2 separate regions of the Homo sapiens genome follow, and region 2 is linked to region 1. Evidence: chromatin contacts called from ENCODE Hi-C or POLR2A ChIA-PET data. All regions are on one chromosome and are shown on one strand. The core of a region is the stretch at or near the end of the contact, and the rest is flanking DNA. Distances in the headings are between cores, read along the strand shown.

Evidence for each region. A loop is a pair of places that touch in the nucleus more often than their neighbours do. ChIA-PET counts read pairs that join two places held with the same protein, here RNA polymerase II (POLR2A). Pooled maps may share reads with other maps.
Region 2: a pooled map shows a loop between it and region 1 (3-fold over the local background). The contact joins the promoter of PRADX here to the promoter of TNNT3 in region 1. A Hi-C loop is called at or near these places in 4 of 50 pooled maps. POLR2A ChIA-PET finds 5 or more read pairs at or near these places in 2 of 52 experiments (MCF 10A and activated T-cell).

The regions. Positions count from the first base shown.
Region 1 is chr11:1,916,017-1,922,261 of GRCh38, forward strand. It overlaps TNNT3 (troponin T3, fast skeletal type), which reads left to right and starts at 3,687. Exons shown (of 16, transcript NM_006757.4): 1 at 3,687-3,746. It also overlaps a transcript of PRR33 not described here. RefSeq lists a silencer at 405-454 and an enhancer at 1,005-1,054.
Region 2 is chr11:1,755,887-1,762,131 of GRCh38, forward strand. It overlaps PRADX (PRC2 and DDX5 associated lncRNA), which reads left to right and starts at 4,462. Exons shown (of 2, transcript NR_182291.1): 1 at 4,462-5,308; 2 at 5,433-6,245. It overlaps CTSD (cathepsin D), which reads right to left. Exons shown (of 9, transcript NM_001909.5): 2 at 5,423-5,582; 3 at 3,630-3,753; 4 at 3,083-3,201; 5 at 1,438-1,670.

The DNA.
Region 1 (6,245 bases), core at 2,437-4,936:
GACAGACGGAGGGATGGATGATGGAAGAGAAGGAGGGAGGAAGGAAGGAAAGGAAGTGGTGAAGGTGAGAGTGAATGCATGGGAATGAATAGATGGGTGGATGAATGGACAACTGTGTGAAATAGCAGACAGCCTGGGGACACCCTCCCTCCTGTCCCTCCTCTCCCAGGTCTTGCACTGGGCCCTGACACTCAGCCCTGCAGCCTTCAGCGTCTGGGAAGTCCCTTCGAGGAGCAGCACCCCAGACTCTGATGTTCTGGACTTCACTTTGCCATTCCCTTGGGTCCTCACAGCCACTATTTTCTGAAGGCTTCATGTCAAACCCTGCTTGCCTCATGAATACACACAGTTCAGAAAAGCAAAACCTCGACAGAGCCACCACCCACACAAGGGAGGTGACGTGCCCCCATCCTTTCTCAGATGCCCCAGCCACTGAGAGAGGATCCAGGCCACCCTCCCCAGCTGGGGAACCACCCAGTGACAGCACTCCCCTTGTTTCCCACCTGATCCGCTTGGGACGGTGACCAAGGGCAGCCGAGAGGCAGGCCCAAAGGCCACAGTTGGGCACTCAGCACTGGGGTGCAGAGTGGACAGCACCAGGGGCAGGGGGTAGTTGGGGTCAGCAGTGCTGAGGAGGCAGCCACTGCCCACCCCGCCCCCGACCAGCCCTGGCCCCTTGTCAGATCATCTGCACCCCTCGGCTCAGCCTCGAGAACAAGGACCCAGGGCCTGTCCCTCTGAGCTCTACCCAGCCACAGCCCTGCTGTGTTTCTGATGCAGCCTCCCGTCCACGGCCACAGCAACCCCATGCCCCTGCTCCTGGAAACCTGGAGGTCAGGCCATGCCCAATGCGGAGGTCAGGAGGCTCAAAAGGCCTGCAGCCTAAGAGGCCCCTGGCCAGGGATGGCAGATGAAGCCCCTAGCCTCTGTCCTGCCTGCCAGAGCAGCCACCAGACACCCTGTGACCCTTGCTACAAGCCCCTAGGCCAGCCACAGAGAAGACACCCATCATATCTGCAGAACGAGTCAATGAAACTGCAAAATCAGAAGCACTAGGCATGTGGGGAGGCAGCTACCTAGGGCTGGAGCAGCTCAGTTCCCAAGTGCTGTGTCAGCTGCTCCTGTCCTGGGCCTGGCAGTGATTGAGCCCACAGCTGGGCCGAGCGGCCTCAGGCTGGATCCAGCCTGGGGGCTCAGGTCAGCTCAGGGCATGAGGAGAGGCTCAGGACCCTCTTGGTCTCCACCACCCCCAACCATGCGCACTGGGTGCTGGGACCTAGATTGAGGGGCCCCGGCCACCATCTGGGGGCCACCCAGGCAGGGAGCTGCAGCCAAGACACTCAGGAGGCCATCCTCCCTCCCACAGCCTGCTCCCCACTCCCTGGGCTTGGCTCAGCATTTGCCAATTTCAGAACCCCCCCATCCCCCAACAACTGCCCTAGAGCCAAGGCCCCGTGGTCCGTCCTCAGACTCCTCCTGGGTGGAAATGCGTCCCCAACCCAGGCTGGGCCTCCCTTGTGCCCTGCCCCCACCCAGGTCTACAGTCCCCCAGGAGGCCCCTGCCCTGCCTCCTCTCCTTGGACCATCCCGGTCCGGCCAGATGGCAGCAGGGCATGGGTTACCTGGTGCAGGCCCTCGAGGCCGCTGGTGCCTGCTCTGTGCAGTCCCTGCTACGCCTCAGGCCCAGCGCCCGAGGGGGAGGTCGCCGATACCCAAAATAAAACCTGCCCTATCCCTCTGACCTCAGCTGGCTGGGCGGAGAGCGCCTGCCAAAGCTCCAGGAGCTGGGCGGGCAGCACCTTCCCCTGCTGGCCACACGGGGCCAGTGCAGGGTTATGGCACACCCACCTTCAGGTGCGCCCCTCAGGACCCCTGGCCTGGGTGAGGGCTTGGGTGGGCACAGGCTTCCTAGGCCTGCAGACTGAACCACGTGTAACCAGAATGGTGGGCTCAGGGCTCCGTTAGAGAAGCCGGCAGAGCGAGCCTGGAAAAGGAGGTTGGCCCCACCATGGGAGAGGATGGGGTGGGCCCGCTGACCCCCAGGGACCCGCTCACGTGCCTCTGAGGGAGCAGTTCTGCAGATGTCCCCAGTGGGCAGGAAGCTGGTCACAGATATCCAGGGGCCAGGGCTGTTTGTGGCCCCCAAAGCCTTGCCCATCGAGGACATGGACAGGGAGGGGAAGGCGTGGAATGCAGACGAAGCCACAGACCCAGAGCAGGAGGACGGCGACGTTCCCAGCAACCCCAGCTCCAAGAGCCTTCCCAGTGCCGGGCACTCAGCGGGAGGCAGGCAGGGGACCGGCCCTGTCCTTTGAAATGGCAGCCTGGGGCCAGCCCGCCTTGTCGTGTGACCCCAGGCACACCTTGCCTGTCCCTGGGCTCTGCGGCCTCGCTCTTCCATGGAGGGGTGGAATGAGGTGCCAACCACAGCCTTCCGGAAGGCCCCCGACCCGGCCCCAGGGCACTGTGAGCCCCTGCCGGGTTATCCTGTTGTCCCTGACTCTAAGCCTGGGGAGGACAGGGACCTCATCTGTGCCTCTCGGGACTCACCCCTGTCCTGGGCGCTGGCCAAGAAGGAACCAATCTGTGCCTGAACCGAAGAGTTCCGCAGACACCACCGCCCACGCTCAGCCTGTGGGGTCTGAGGGGAGTGAGGGGGTGGGTCAGGGTGCCAGACTGCTCTCCCCCACCTGGTGCCTCAGTTTCCCTGATCCAAGAGGCAGGGTTATCCAATCTGGTGGCCTCACTGGCCAGCATACAGGCCATCAGAGGCCAGGAAGGATGTCTGCTAGTCGGACGGTGCCACCTGGAGTCCTGAGGAAAGAAAACCAGTCTCCACACGCCACAATGAGCCTGTGGGAGATGCTGGCACAGATGGTAACGGCCACTGCGAGTGCCCAGGGTGGGGCCCCAGGGTTAGAAAGGGCCTAGAGGGAGGACCCAGACCCTTACCCAGCAAACTCCATGTGTAGCCCCCTGCAATGGCAGCAGCCCCGGGGGGAGGTATGGCAGACTCGGACTGCAGCCAGCCTGGCCATGTCCCTCGCCCGCTTATTGTGTAGGCCCCAACGGTGTCTAGCCAGGAAAGCAGAGCTGGCCTCTAAGAGGGTCTCAGATAGGGTGGGGGCCTGGCCTCAGTTCCATGGGGGGTCTCCGAGGCCTCAGGCTGCTTCCTCCCCGGGGGAGACAGCGAAGGGCCTGGGGCATTGGGCCGGGCGGCGGGAGGGGACCCCGGCTGTGCGGACCCTTTTCCTGGACAAATGTTTACTCCCACAGAACATCTCAGAGAGAAGGGGCGGGGGGGTGGGAAACCCGGCAGCCTGGCTCTGGGGACCCCCACACTAGTTTGGCCCAAAGAGAGCCTCGGCTTGGTGCCCCGGGGCCACCCAACACCTTCCTCCTCCCTCCTCAGCCCATCCAGAATGTACCCGCTGCTGGGAGTAAAAATAGCAGCTGACACCTCCTGGAGGCGGAGGGAGGACCTTGCCTCCTTCTCCAAGCACGTCCTCTGCATCCTGGCCTCCTTCAGCCTCCTCCTCTGGCCATTCCTATACTTGGTAAGGGGCCTGCACGGGCATAGCCCCCCCCAGCAAGACTCCGCACACACCCCGGCCACCCAGTCACTGGCCAATGGGCTCCTAGGAAGATCAAATGTCACTATAACACGAGGGTGTGAGCCGGGCGCCAGTGCCTGCAGCCGGTGCTGTCCACAGGGAGCTCCAGCCCTTCTCACACTCGACCCGCAGGTGGGTATAGGCAGGAGCGGCCACCCAGGACTGGGGCCGACGGGGCCTCCTGCGTGCGGGTGGACAGCCCCTCGTTCCAGGGACACTCTGGGGTCCTGGGGCGCTGAGGTCCCAGGTCCGTGTGGTGCCGAGCATCTCGAAGCATCATGGCTCGGAGCCCCCAGGTGGCTGCTCCAGCGTCCGGAGAGTCTGGGATGCGGACATGGTGGTGTGATGGTCTCAGCACCGGGAGGATGCAGAAGAAGGCAGAGTGTGGGAGGCCAGGAGGGGGCAAGTCGGGGCTCAGGGAAGCTCAGTGCTAGGGAGTGGCCTGAGGGCAGGAGGCAGAGAGGTGCGGGCTGTGAGCGGCAGGGAAGAGGCTGTGCAGGGGTGCTGCCAGGGCTTAGGTTGCCAGCTTGTGGTCGCCATGCAGACATTTGCCCAGGCCCGTCCTGGCCTTGCCATGCAGCTCTCGCACCTGGGCCTCCAACACCGCCATTTTGTAGAGATGAAAACGAGGACAGGAGGGCAGGGGCTCCTGTATGGCCAGCCCGAGTGTGTTGGGGTGGGGGCGTCTAAAGCCCACGCAGCCTTGGGGGCCAGCGTCTGGAGGTGCAGGACAGAAGTGGACAGGGGCTGGACTGGGGCAGGACGGGGCAAGAGTGAGGGGCTGGGCTTCATCGCGTCCCCCTGGCTGGAGGCTGGAGAAGCTGGCGCTCGTAAGAGCCCCCACCCACCCTCCCTGCCCTGGACACGGTCCCCCTGACTTGTGCCGTCTGATCAGGCCTTGGCTGCCCCTCCTGAAGTCCACGGAGGGACATGGGGCAAAGCAAAGGTTGGCTGGGTGGAGAACAGGTCTGGGGGCATGGTCAGGGCCACAGCAAGCAAGGGGCAGCGGCTTTTGCCTCCCCACCCTGCCCTGGCCCCGTCACCTCCCAAGGAGGGAAAGGTGATGCATACGTGCCCGAAGAAACTGACCGCATAGGTTATTTTCACGCAGCCCCTCCAAGGCAGGCACTAACTGGACACCTGCTTTGCGTCTCAGCTGTTGAAATGCCATCCCCTGCCCCCAGCACACCCCTGCCCCCAGCACACCCCTGCCACCAGCCCCTCCCCGCAACAGAGGCAATGACACAGGCCATACTGGGGGGAACAGAACAGCCTTGTGTTGCTTCCAGGCGCTCAGCAGAAAACCAGGTGCCTCAGTTTCCCCACTTGGAGAGTGGGCCTTTCCAGCGCACGTCGGGGGGCCTGGAGGTCACCCTGCCTGAGGGTGTTGGGGCACCCATGTGACTCTGGCCTGGGGGGACAGGAGGGAAATATGAGGAGCTGGGGAGGGCCTGGGTGCCCGAGGGTGAGGGGGCAGCTGTGGGCCAAGGAGGGCTGGGCTGTCACACCCGCCTCACCCACGTCTTGGGTTTCTGGGCAGAAACGTCTTGCCTATTTCTGGACACCTCAGCTGCCACTGGCTCCTTATAAATAACCCACCCCAGGCGAGGGCCACGCTGCCCCCATCTTGTGGCAGCCGACAGGTGTCTGCCCCGCCAGCGTCGGGCTGGGCACAGCAGGGCGGGGCCAGGCTCCGCTCCCTCCCTTCACTGACCCTCCTCCTCCTTACAGAGGATGGCCCTAGAGGAGTCTGTGGCGTTTGGGGCCTGAACCAGCTGGGAGGACAGCACGAGGGGCTGGTGGGCAGCCTGGGACTGGGTCACACCGGGGGCCTGGACAACACTGGCTCGTGGGGCTGAGGACTGAGGAGAGCCTGGCCCAGCCGTGGCAGTTACAAGAGGCTTAACCTGAGGGGCAGCAGAGTCTCAGGAAGAGATTCTGGGATAGGAAAAAGCTACCCCCGTTGCCTGGAAGACAGCTATCTGCTGGGTAATTTTGCATGGAGCTTAAGTTGCTCTGGGAAAATTAACATTCTTGACAGAGGGTTTGGAAAACGGTTCCCACCTCAGCAGTGCAACGTAGATGCATTTTTAGCTGATGAACGTGTGTTTTCCTTATACAACACTCCCAGGGGGGACCGTAGCTATTGTCTTCGAGTAATCTGTACTGTGTTGTAATGAACTTTGTTTTCTAAAACCCTGGCCAACATGCCGGTGCAGCTGCTCAGAGCCTCCCCAGGCCTGGCCGCCCAGTGTGCACGGTGGCCAGCTCACAGAGAGACGGTCCCCAGCATGCTGGCCTGGCGCCACCACCGCACATGGACAGGGCAGCCAGTCCTGGGCATGGAGCTTCCCCTAGACAGGGACAGATCCAGAGCATCCCCGGGACCAGGGAAAGCGGCCACAGGGAGGGAAATGGGGGGGCTGTTCTGTGGGCTCCTGCAGTCCAAGTATGCCTTGTACAGAGCCCGGCCCGGGGGGGTGCACGGGAAGCGGCCCAGACCCAACCCAACGTGCTCTGGGGCTCAGCCTCAATGTTTTCAGGGTACAGGGGTAACAAGAAGGAACAGCTTCCCTGCTCTGTGATCTTGGAGGAGGGGTCCTCAGAGGGGTGTGGTGGGACACACTCTGG
Region 2 (6,245 bases), core at 3,212-5,711, 160 kb before region 1:
CAGCGCCTCCCACCCCTCCTCTCCTCACCAAACATGCTTTCAGAAGCCCTCAGACCCTCCCTCCTGCCTGGCTCCACTTCCTGCCCAAGCTGCTGCCTTGAGACTACACCTGGGCACTCACAACCATGTGCACCTCCCCCACCTGGGCACTCACTCTGTGTGCCCCTCCTTCCACCTGGCACTCATGCCTGTGTATGCCTCCCCCGACCTGGGTACTCATACCGTGTGCCCCTCCCCCACATGGGCACTCATGCTGTGTGCCCCTCCCCCACATGGGCATTCATGCCTGTGTCCCCCTCCCTGACCTGGGTACTCAGGCTGTGTGCCCCCTCCCCATGTGGGCACTCATGCCTGCATGCCCTCTTGCCCTCAGGGGACCCCTTTTCACCTGGCTGCCTCCCCTGTGCCCCAAGGCTCCTGGGGAAATGGCCCAGCCGGTTCACCTGTGTCCTGGCCTCTAGTGAGCAGCTTAGCCCTGGGTGTTGCTAAGGAGTATTCACTGCCCAGGCAAGGGGCAGAGCAAAGAGGCCCAGCCAGCCCTACAGCCGGAATTCTGCCGGAAGCGATCCAAGGTTAGGGGTCAGGCCCAGAGACTCCAAGTGCCAAGTGAGCCACGTGAGGTAAACCTGCCCCTGTCAGCCCTGGAGAGTGTGGGGCAGTGACCAGGCGCAGCTCAGGGCAGGAGGCCGCCGGCTGACACGCTGCCCACCCCCAAAACAAAAGCCCCCAACCCCCAGTCACCCCTCTTATGTGGAACCCTCCACTCAGGTCTGCCCCGAGAAGAGGAAACTAACTGAGTCCGACGTCCCCTTCCCAAGGTCACCTGACCATGGGTCACCCAAGCTGGAGCAGCGGCTGCAGGTGGGGGCCCTGGGGGAGAACCCTTTTCCCAGAAGGAAGGGCCCCCTATGTTCCTCCTCGAGGGCAGCCGGCACCTGCTGGGGACGCCCACAGAGCTGCTCGCAGCGTGGTGCCGGGGACCCATACGCACCCAAGGTCACCTCCCCGGGGATCCCCGGTCCCCTGGGCACCATGACCCTCTCCACCATCAGCAACCCCGGGACCAGGACCACATGTGCCCATCACCAGGTCTGGGGACCGACGGGCCGACTGAACCAAGAGGAACTGCCACGACCCCTGACCTGGGTCCATTCTCATAGGAGGGAGGCCCAGCTGCCAAGGTCCCAGGACCCACAGCCTGGCCCGAGCCCCTCCCACTGGGAGACCCCGGCCAAACAGCTTTCTCTGTGCTGCCGCTTACTCCTCTGCAGAAGGGCGGCCAACCCCCGCCTCCCGGATGCCCTGAGGTCAGAGGTCAGGAGCTCTGGCACAGCAGCAGGGAGGGGGCAGCACTGAGAGGGGGTGCCTAGAAGGCTCCCCGTCCAGCCCCGCCCTGCCTCCCAGCAACGCGGAGCGAGAGGGAACCCACACGCCCACCTGCTCAGGTAGAAGGAGAAGATGTTCTGGTCCACCAGCTTCTGCTGCATCAGGTTGTCGAAGACGGGCAGCACGTTGTTGACGGAGATGCGGGGGTAGGCCATGCCCAGGATGCCATCGAACTTGGCTGCGATGAAGGTGATGCCTGGCTGCTTGGTGGCCTCCCCAAAGACCTGCCTCTCCACTTTGACACCGCCCAGGGCAGAGGCTGACGACGCTGACTGGCAGGGCACCTGCAGGCCAGGGCAGAGTCAGTGGGCAGCAGACAGGCTGAGCCCTACACCACTCCCTGAGCATGAGGCTACAAAACCCAGTTCAATGGATGCCCATCCCACACACGATGGGGCCCAGAGGGCCCAGAAGAAAGGGCTGGAAACCCTGAGCTGAACACCGCTGGGGATGGGGACACGGGGTATGGCGGGGCCCTCTTCGTGGAAGTCATCAGGGCTCGGTTTACACGAGATGGGAACCAGGCAGGAGCACAGACGGGCAGGCCCCTTGCTCCGCTCCCTGCTCCGACCTCTTACTCCCACCACCAATGACAGGCAGGTCCTGCTCCTGCCCTCAGCGCTGGGAACAAGACACAGCCTGGGCCAGGAGCCCGAGAGATGGGGAACCTGCCGACCCCATCCCAAGCTCACAGCCATACTGCCCCCTTCCCCTTCTCTGCCTGTCCCCTCCCCCAGCCCTGGATGAGGCTGCAGAGAGAGAACACGGCCAGAGCAGGATGTGGGAAGGGAACGACAGCTTGAGGCTGACACGGGGCGGAGGGGGCAGAAGAGGGCGGAAGAGGGCAGACGGGGCAATTTCCTGTTCAGGCTGAGCAGGGTCCAGACAGGAGGGCTCTGAGGAGCCCCCAGTACAGACTGGACTCCAGCCCAGCAGGGAACTGTTAGGAGCAGCTTCAGCTGGAGGAAGGGGCCCTCTTCCCGGGTCCCTGGGCCTGCAGGGGGGCTCTGCTGCCCTCCTGGCCCGCTCCAGAGCTGGGGGCTGTGTCACCATCCCGTAACTCCTGAACCCCTTGTGGCCTGGTCCACCCCCAGCAGACAGCTCCGAGGTGAGAACTCACTGAGGCCCAGGCAGGGTGACAAGGGCCAGCTCACCCTCTCCTAGGGCAGGGAGTTGCTCTGCACAGGGCCCTGAGGATGGTGGATGCAGGCGGGGCCCCCAACAGCCACTGCTGCTCCCCCTCCCTTGCCCTCCCAGGCTCCTGCCGGTGACTCTCCGCCAGCAGCCCCCACAGCGGGTTCCTGGTACATCCTCCCAACCCCAAGCCTCCCCAAGCCCTCGGCCTGCTGCAGGGACCCTGTGCAGCCCCAGGTCCAGCCCTCAACACCTGCTGGCACCTCAAACCCAATGTGCCAAAAAGAGCCCGATCGATCTGCCCTGTCCTCCCTCCCACTCATTGTGGCCTGACTCCGGGGACCCCTGCCCCTGTACCCCCTGGGTTTGAGGCTGTCCCTCCAGCCTGCACACAACCAGGCCCATTCCCAGACCCCTCCTCACCCTGCTGACTGCCCCGGCCACCTGAGGGCTGGGGTTGGGCTGGGATCACCGAGCCCTCCCTTTCAACCACATACCCACGGTGGGTGAACCCCACACCCTGGCACCCTCGAGTCCTGGGAAAGGCCCCAGAGGGACTCACCGACACAGTGTCCTGGCTCAGGTACCCGGAGAGGCTGCCCGAGCCATAGTGGATGTCAAACGAGGTACCATTCTTCACGTAGGTGCTGGACTTGTCGCTGTTGTACTTGTGGTGGATCCCTGCCCCGGGCGACAAGGGGGCCCGCCGGTCATCCCGCAGCCCACGCCACGGCCTTAGCCCTCCCATCCCCCTACAATCTACCATGGAGCCCGCACCCCCCAAGCTGCCTCCCCAGGGTGGGATTTGGAGGGGATCTGAGGCCCACCATCATGCCAGAGCCCCGGGACTGTGGGCTGTGACCCCGGGCCTCCCTCCCAGCCACAGCCGGCTCCCTCTGTGGCCACCCCAGCCCCAGCCCTGCTGAGAGCAAGACCACAGCTGGTGGTTCACCCAGAAAGTCAGTGGCTGGAGCAGGGTGGAGGGCTGGCCTGGCTCACGGGGCCAAGAGGCAGGAGAATTGCGTTGCCCAAGTGATTCCTGAGGCAGCCCTGCAGCGACATCCCGGAAGGGCAGGACCTGGGCGACGGGGCCAGGGTTCGTGACTCACAGCAAGCGATGTCCAGCAGTTTGCAGTGGATGGAGGGGACCCACAGGTTGGAGGAGCCCGTGTCGAAGACGACTGTGAAGCACTGGGGGGGCGTCCCGATGCCAATCTCCCCGTAGTACTGGGCCTGGCAGGGGACAGGGTCCGTCAGGGATGGGAGAGGGGGCCCCATCTCCCCACTGGGCCTCAGAAGGCCCGGCTGTCCCCAGAGCCAAGGCCCATACTGGAGGGAGGGGCATCACGGGGCCCACAGCTGCCAACAGCCACCCACTCCCACCTGCTCAGCCTGCAGGGAAGATGGGCCAGGTCCCCAGCCCTCGGTCCTAATGCCCACGGGTACTTGGGGTCTCTAGACCCCTGGCTTCTGTCACCTACCCCTGCTCAATACATGGTGAGGCTGAGGACTTCCCCACGGAAAAGACAAGGCCAGAGGTCAAGCCAGGGTGGGGACAGACGTGGCCCTCAGCCTGAGCCCCGGGTGCAGGAAAGCCCGGCCTGGAAGACTCCCCTGGTGGCCCGCAGTCCAAGGTCTGAGAAAGGAAGTGACTTCCTCCCCAGGTTGGGGCCATGTCAAGGTCTGATTCTGGGTGTCTCAGTGCCTGCCCTGCCCTCCAGGGTGAACCCCAGGCTTGGAGGGCTTCCAGGCAGAGGGGTTCAGCTGGTCAAGGGGAGAAGGTAAGCCTTACAATCACTGCCTGCCCAGCAACCCTGCCTTAATGGCCCAGGGCCTCAGTTTCCCCGTGTGTACACAGGGATAGCAGGCGCAGGTGGGGGTGCTGACTCAGGGATCAGGCAAGTACAAGGGGTCCCATGCCGCCGAGCCTCTCAGGAGGCAGAGAGTAAGAGGGTCCTGGAGTTTGGGGTCGCCTGGGCGCCCGCTTCCCCCAGGATTGGAGCCTGGGCCACCGTCAGCCACCAGATTCCTGGCACCAGCCCAGCCCAATGTTTCTCCAACCGCCTGGCTTCACGGAGCAGCAGCAGCTGCTGACTCATGGCCCCACAGAAGTGACCACTGGCAGGGGGACACTCAGCAAATTTCCATGTGTGTGTGTGCATGTGTGCGCATGCGTGCATCTGCTTGCTCGCGCGCTAGGACAATCAGGAACTGGCCAGTCGGGACCAGGCACACGGCGCCTGGTTCCCCCCAGGGCCCCCCTGGCCCAGTCACATGCCTGTGAGTCTTGGGCTTCCTGTCACAGCCAGGACTCGGGCCAAGCAGGACAGAGGGCAAGGCTCCCCCACAGTGGGCCAGAGCCCCGAGGCTGGACAGTAGGCCCTGGCCTCGAACTGACCCCATAGAGCTGGGACCAGGCTGACCAAGCCCCAGCTTGCTAGGTGGCTTCCAGAGTGCTCCACCTTGGATCCTGCTTCCCCCTGAAGGAGTAGTGGGCACAGGAGGGGCTGTTGCGAGAGGAAGAAGATGGGGAGGGGCTGGGGAGGCCACGAGTCACCACAGGCCTCCCAGCAGGACAGCAGTGAAAGGCTCCAGGTCAGCCGGCCACACTCAGGCAGGCCCAAGGACCGCCCCCTCAGGCGAGCTGGCACCAAGGCCCGAGGCCACTCCCAATCACCCTCCCAGGCCCTAGCAGGACCAAGACCCTGCAATGACAGGGGCCAGTGGCAGGAGGTTCCAGAATGGGGAAGAAAGGAGTGTGGCTGAGCCGGGACGCCACCGTGGCCAGGTGAGCCACTCAAACTGCGCTGCTGAGAACAGGAGGTGGGAATGTTCCCCATACTGCCACGGAGCTCTCCTGACAGTGGCTCCGCTTGCAGCAGGGCTAAGACCTCATACTCACGTCCATGTAGTTCTTGAGCACCTCGGGAATGGGCCCCTCGGTCACGGCTGGCACCGCCTGGGAGTACTTTGAGACGGGGCCTTTGGCAATCAGGTCCTCCACAGAGCCCCCAACCTCCGACATGGTCCGGCGGATGGACGTGAACTTGTGCAGCGGGATCCTGTCAACCACGGGTCGGGGCATATCAGGGAGGCCCTCCCGCCTGCCGGCCGACGCTGCCAATGCTGCACATCCACCTGGAGGCCCCTGGGGAATCTCAGAGTCGCCACAGCCAAAACCAAACTCCTGCCTGTCACCTGGAAACTGCTGGCCCAGCTCCCCCAAGTCAGTGAATGGCAACCCATTGCCCCCCGCCAGGTTGCACAGGCCACAGTCCTAAGAAGTGGTCACCCGCCACCCACCTCAGCCCCACACACCCAACCTGGGGGCCAGTGTGCCCAACCCTCCTCTCCTCAGCCATTCTGGAGGCTCCAAAGCCCCCAAGGGTCTCCCGTCCTCCCTCTGCACCTGCGCTGGTCTCTTCCAGGATGGTGGCCAGCATGGCTGCTCAGGGTGCTGGCGGGTACCTGTCACTCCTGCCCAAAGTGCTCTGAGGCAGCCCACTGTACCCAGCCCCCATCACACCTGCTCTCCACCCCCAGACACCTGCACGAAGGTGGCCCCACCTCCAGGCTGGCACTGGCAGCTCTGCCTGGCCTCCTCTGGCCATCAGATGGGCCCTCCACACCACCTCCAGAAGCCCTCCTTGACTACCTGTCCTCCTCCACATGGACCCTGTGGCTGCCCAGTGCCCTCATCCCACATCTGTTTCTGGGCATCCGCA